Linked DNA regions of Mus musculus: region 2 is linked to region 1. A link is a loop called in an ENCODE intact Hi-C map of the cell type or tissue named here. Cell type or tissue: heart. All regions are shown on one strand. Links, peaks and the distances in the headings refer to the core of each region. The heading gives the core; the rest is flanking DNA. Region 1 holds the start of Tpbg (trophoblast glycoprotein). Region 2 has its middle 20 kb from the start of Gm22830.

What was found. Peaks named below come from ENCODE experiments on the same cell type or tissue, not always from the same donor. Only the 100,000 strongest peaks of a DNase experiment are listed, where the experiment ranks them.
Region 2: it touches region 1 in a loop (2.3-fold over the local background); 1 of 42 quality-filtered maps calls a loop at or near these places.

What each region holds. Positions count from the first base shown.
Region 1 is chr9:85,840,366-85,843,282 of GRCm38, reverse strand. It overlaps Tpbg (trophoblast glycoprotein), which reads right to left and starts at 431. Exons shown (of 2, transcript NM_001164792.1): 1 at 328-431. It overlaps LOC115487186 (a long non-coding RNA gene), which reads left to right. Exons shown (of 2, transcript XR_003948199.1): 2 at 68-1,941. In heart, for the core only: a CTCF peak has its summit at 1,254; DNase peaks (open chromatin) are centred at 442 and 1,202; H3K4me3 peaks cover 1,279 bases; H3K27ac peaks cover 770 bases; H3K27me3 peaks cover 263 bases.
Region 2 is chr9:85,790,683-85,793,599 of GRCm38, reverse strand. No RefSeq gene overlaps it. Among named protein-coding and RNA genes, the nearest start is that of Gm22830, 20 kb to the right of the region's middle. In heart, for the core only: no CTCF peak of the experiment used is centred there; no DNase peak of the experiment used is centred there.

The sequences.
Region 1 (2,917 bases), core at 276-2,775:
AGAGCGAAGTTTCGGGTTACGGGACTCTTAAGAGCTTTTTTTTTTTTTTGGTACCTCCTTGGATTAGTGTGAAAAGGGGAGCAGAGCCGTACAGCTGTCGCCTACTCTCGACTCCCCAGTTCCTGGCCACCCAGCTCCCCGATCCCGAGAGGATCCAGACATCTCCAGAAAAACGGAGGGAACCCGCCAACAAAGCGGCCGTGGGACCGTGGGCGGTGTGGCAGCCAGGACCCCCCCCCCCCCGGCTCTCTTCACGCCCTAGTATAGAAAGGAACCCTGGTCCCGCCTCCAGGCTCCAAACCTGGCCGCTCGGTCCCCACTGCTCACCTCCGCACCCCGCGCCTGCAAAGCCAACTCCGAGGGCCACCCGAGTCCACGCGCCTTCCCAGCTCCTGCTGCGGGCGCCGACTCTCCTCTCAACCCCAGCCCCTGGCCCAACCTCCACGGCTGGGAAAAACCAAGCCGGGGGGCGGGGGAGGGCCAGGGCTGCAGGAGAGATCGCCGCCGCGCTGGCCACCTCTGCTGCCCCAGGTAGGGGCTTCAGGGAGGGATACGAGGGGCAACCTAGGCTGGGCGACTCCCCTAGGCGGAGATAAATGAGCAACGCATCCCGAGAAGGTGAGGGATTCCCCTTCTGTTCCCCCTCCCCGGCATCCTTTGGTGGTTCCGTATTTTGCATAGCGTATTTACCTCGGACAGAAACAAAACCGCTGGTGGACCTCTTGGAATTCACGCTGCTTCTGGCACCGCTGGCAGTGAGGAGAGGGATTTAAGCGTGAGCAAAGCAGCAGTAGAAGAAGGAGCTGCACAGGTTACATCCGCCGCGGCAAACGCCTGGGTTGTGAGGGAGATTCAGAAAGTCTCCTCTCTCGTGGCTCGGTTTGGCTGGCAACTTCAGTTTATGAGGTAGTTAGTTAATGCCTTCCTACCTGTGCCGCCCCCGCACGTCTAGGGTAGTTATCAAACTTGTAAAGACAGTCAACTTTAAAGTGGGGGAGGGTTACTGGAAAGGACACTCATTCTTGATTCATTATGGGTGGTTTTTTCCCCCCTCCTCTCAAAATTAAAACCAGAGGGAAGAAAATTGCAGCTAAAACACCCCAGAAACAAAAGCAAATTGCAAAGACGTGAGTCACCCGGAAAGCTCCCTACACCAGATGCGGTGCGTTGTGTCAGCACAAGTCACTTACGCAGGGAGCGCTCGCGGCGGGAGGTGGGCGGGCTGACCTGGGAAAGAAGTTTGTCCCAAAGTCTGTCTCCCAGGGGGCGCTGGCAGGCGCCGGATGATGGATTAGGGAAACGACTGGAATGCTTATAGGACCAATGTCATTAAGTCTGGAGAGAGTTGGAGTCCCGAACGCCCTCTCATTGCTCTCTCAAAAAGTCTTATCTGCTTTTCCTCAGTCAAATTTTCCCCAAGTTAAAAGGTGTGGGTGATTACAGACTATTTCATTTTAGAGAGAGAAACGATAGGAGAGATAAGGCTGGGAAAAAGAAGACCCAGTATAATAAAAGTATCAAGTTAAGGAAGCCGGGGATTGTTCCCCACAACATGCATCATGACTGTGGCGGTCCAATTCTGAGTCTATGGCTGTTTCTTTCTGTGGAAAGATAGTCCACAGAAACACCAGCCAAAATGGCCCAGGAAAAAAAGCTGCAGAGCCTGGAGACTGCAGAGATTTGTGCAAAAAGACAGTTTCATTAATTTGCATCTTCAGCACATTTATCTAAATCCCTTTCTCTTATTTTTAAAAGTGTTTTGCAGTATAAATGTGAAAAGCTTTGAGGGGAAAAAAAAACCGACTCAGAAGCTGAAGTCATATGTATGGCAATCATGACGATGGTTATGTAAACCCATACACGTGCTAAAACTCGTAAGACTGTACGCCGAAAAGGGCAATTTTACTGCCTACGTTTGTAGTAAAGTAAATGGCACGGGAAGAATTTTTCTGATCTTCTGGTGTGGTCTTAAATGGTTCTGTCAAAAGAGCAAGTGCTCTTGTGACCTAGCTTTTTAGCATTAAAAAAAAAAAAAAAAAAAAAAAAGTATTCTCATCTCATCTCAACATATACCTCAGAGGCAAGATACACTGTAGCATTGGGACGATCGTCCTGAATCCTTCCTGTTCAGCTTGCCAAACAAGCAAGCAAACAAACAAACAAAAAAGACTATGAGCTAGTGTGATCTGGGGTCAAATGTTTTCTACTTGCCTAGTCATGCCACTTAATAACAATTACCCAATTTTACTCTGCATATCACAACCAAGATAAATCTTCTCACCAGATTTACCCATGAGAAAGCAGGCATGCTGGTATAGAACAATGTCAAGTGGAAGGTGGAGATGGAACCAGGACAAACTTACCTGCTTTTCATGTCTTCCCATTCCATGTCTAGGCCAGATGAAGAGATTTGTGCAAAGTCTCAATCTTTGGATATATTCAGCCTTCAGCCAAAGGGTGGTGATGAATGCATCCAATACACACACACACACACACACAAAGATGTTACAGACTTAGTTAAAACATGAGATTCTTATTTTGTAACCCAATTGTATGGTTTTCCCATGTGAACTTTATGCTGACAGCATCACCATCCAGGCAGGCCTGAGGGAGCCAAATAAGCAACACACCTGAGTGTCTTTCAGCTTCCCTCTGCAGTTCACAGCTACTTAGAACTAGAAGCAGAGGCATTTATAGCTCCAACACTTACACAGGGACCGCTGTTCTGATACTAAATCTGTAAAATGGAGCCACAAGTACAATTCAAAAGATCTCCACGAGAATTGAGATGGCACTTATCAATACCATCTGTTGTCATTCTCTCTCTAATTAATCTCCCTCCAGTTATCAATTATAATTTATTTCCATAACCATGTTAGTGATAGCAGTACAGGGTAAGCAAAGGTCTCCATAAAGC
Region 2 (2,917 bases), core at 94-2,593, 50 kb after region 1:
TTTCATAGTGAAGATGTGTCTAGAGAACAGCACAGATTAGAATGACACAGCCTGTACTTGGCAGAGTCACTAGCACAAGTCAGTCCTGTCTGACGCCAAAGCCAGTGCTCCTAACAACCACCTTTGCCTGAGAAAGTACGAGGGGGTGTGAGAAGGAGGGCAGAGATATGTTAGATCATGTGGACCCTGAAACATGTTCCCACCGTTAGGAATTCACATATGACAAAGGATTTAACTAGGCAGGAATGTTAACTAGTAACAAAAACTCAAATTAAACTAGATTAAGCCAGGCAGGAAAAATAATAATTTATTGGCTTATTTACTATTTAAAAAGTTGGTAGCTTCTAGAATAGAACCAGTCTAGCTTGGTATTTTATTTACATAGGCTGGCTGTGTCCATGATGAAGATGATAATTCTTCTCATCTTGTAATTACTATTATAATCTTTGTAGTTCATGACCTCAGCTAAGGAACCTTCTTTACACCAATTCCTTTTTATTTTTGTGTGCTTGTTTGTTCTTCTGTTTTTTAAGGGTCTCTATGTGTAGCGTGGAGCAGTGGCAGTTCTGGAACTCACTCTGTAGACCAGGCTGGCTTTGAACTCAGAGAGATCCACCTGCCTCTGCCTCCAAGTGCTGGGATTAAAGTCCACTACCAACTGCCTGACATCACACCAATTCTTAAAAGAGAGTGTTTTTTTTTTTTATCTCGGATCACGTGCTCAATTTTGGATTATGTACTATTTAGGGAAAGTGCAGTCCTCTTGTTGGCTAGCCCAGGAAACACAATATGTTATTAAAAATAACCCTTTCAAGAGGACCACACTACTTGGACAAAGAAATATTTAGCTTAAAGTGTAGATCAATACTACTGGAATAATAACTTCTTCCCCTAAAGCATTTTCTTTTCTTCTTTTTAGCAAGGAAAGTATGAGTGTACAAAACCATTGCTTCACTCTGAAAATAGAAATTATCTTAAGCATAAGAGCCATTCTTATAGGGGGAAAAGAAGATGAACTGTTCTTATCTGAAACAAGTCTGATGGATTGAAAACAGTCTTCAACTTGGAATCTCTCCTGACATCATCTACTGACATGCCTCCCAAGAGGACCACTCCTCATCTAGAGTCATCTTCTCTTCCCTGCAGCCTCCTCGCTCTGACTTGTGTGAACAGCTGACTTGTATTAAGAACTTGAAGTTAGGGCTATTGACAAAGTAGCCCAGAGGAGGGCTTATTCTTTTCTGTTCTTCTTCCCTTCTTCTTCTAATTGCCTAAAAAACCAAGCTTTTAACTCTCCCCAGAAGACTTCTCTGTACTCTTTTCCTAGTGGAGAACTCTTCTTACATTGTATCTAATGTATTTCAGTGTGTTTCCTCATTTTCATCCGTCCTTCTATCAGGAGCCATGTGCTTAAGCTTCTATTTGCTGTATTTACGTGTTGATGGGAGCTCTTAGCTGTTTAACATATAGTGGTGATCAATAAATATTGACTGAGTGAATGAAAACATTATTTATCATCATCATCATCATCATCATCATTATTATTATTATTATTATTATTATTATTATTATTATTATATTGATAAAATGGTAATTCTCTGATTTGGTAAGAGTCAAGACAATGGAATCCAGAAAACCATTTGTAAAACTCAAAGTACTGTTGCGCTCACCTCGTCCAGCGAGAAAAAACGCAACACGGTCGGATTCTTCTCAACAGCCTTTTATATTTCAGGAACACCTCGATGCTACAGGAACTCCGGGAACCCAGGGAGGACTGCTTATATACACCCCAGCACTGGGGAGAGCTATGTGTCCTCCTGGGATTGGTCAGTCAGCCGGCACTTTCATTTGTATGCACCCGCTTGGGAGGGGTTGGCGCCAGATTCGGACTAGCGCCTGCGCAGTGGCATTGTTTACAGAGACGGTGTACCAGAGGCAGGCTCCATCTTTTAGGCGCCCGGCTGCCAACAAAGTACCATGGACATGCCAAAGTTAAGGTTGCAATATATAATCACGTACTCAAATGATTCTCCTACTCGAGTTTGGTATGAAGTGACAAAATCACACGTTTAAGGAGGCATAAAAGGCATACATTTAGGTGAGTGTTGGAGTCTAACAGAGCCGGGTTCTATTGTTAGCTCTTCTGGCTGTTGCTGCTACACAGTGAATTCACTCACTGAACTCCTTCCTGCACTTGTATGCAGAGAAATCAAGCTGGAACTAGACCGGTAGCTTCCTCTTCCGATGCTAGCTTTCATAGCGCTGGAAAGTGCTACGGGAACTGCCGAGGGCGAAAACTCAACCGTAATAGCAACCCATCAGGCCAGACTTGCCAGCTAGTGCAACATTGATGAGCTATGTGGAAGGAACAACCACTTCCTGACTAGATTTGAGGCCCACCATGCAGAACTTAGTGAAAGACCATGGCTTTGGATGTCATAGACCCTCAGGGCCAACAAAACTACTATTGTTTTGTTCATTGGAATGATGTCAGATTTGCCTCTAAGTATTTATATTTAAGATACATAGATGAATGCTCTTCTCAGCCCTGATCAGAGAAACCTGTTTCCCATAGGCAATAGTTGGTGCATAGACCCAAAAACTGATCCAATGTGCTAAGAATAAGTGACCGTTAATTACTTGTCCCTTAGTAGGGCTCTGAAGCCTCCTCTCTCACCAATAAGGCTCAGGAAAGATCACAAAAGAGAGAGCATGAGGGGCTGGAGAGATGGCTCAGTGGTTAAGAACACCAACTGTTCTTCCACAGGTCCTGAGTTCAAATCCCAGCAACCACATTGTGACTCACAACCATCCGTAATGAGATCTGATGCCCTCTTCTGGTGCATCTGAAGACAGCTACAGTGTACTTAGATATAATAATAAATACATCTTTGAGAGAGAGAGAGAGAGAGAGAGA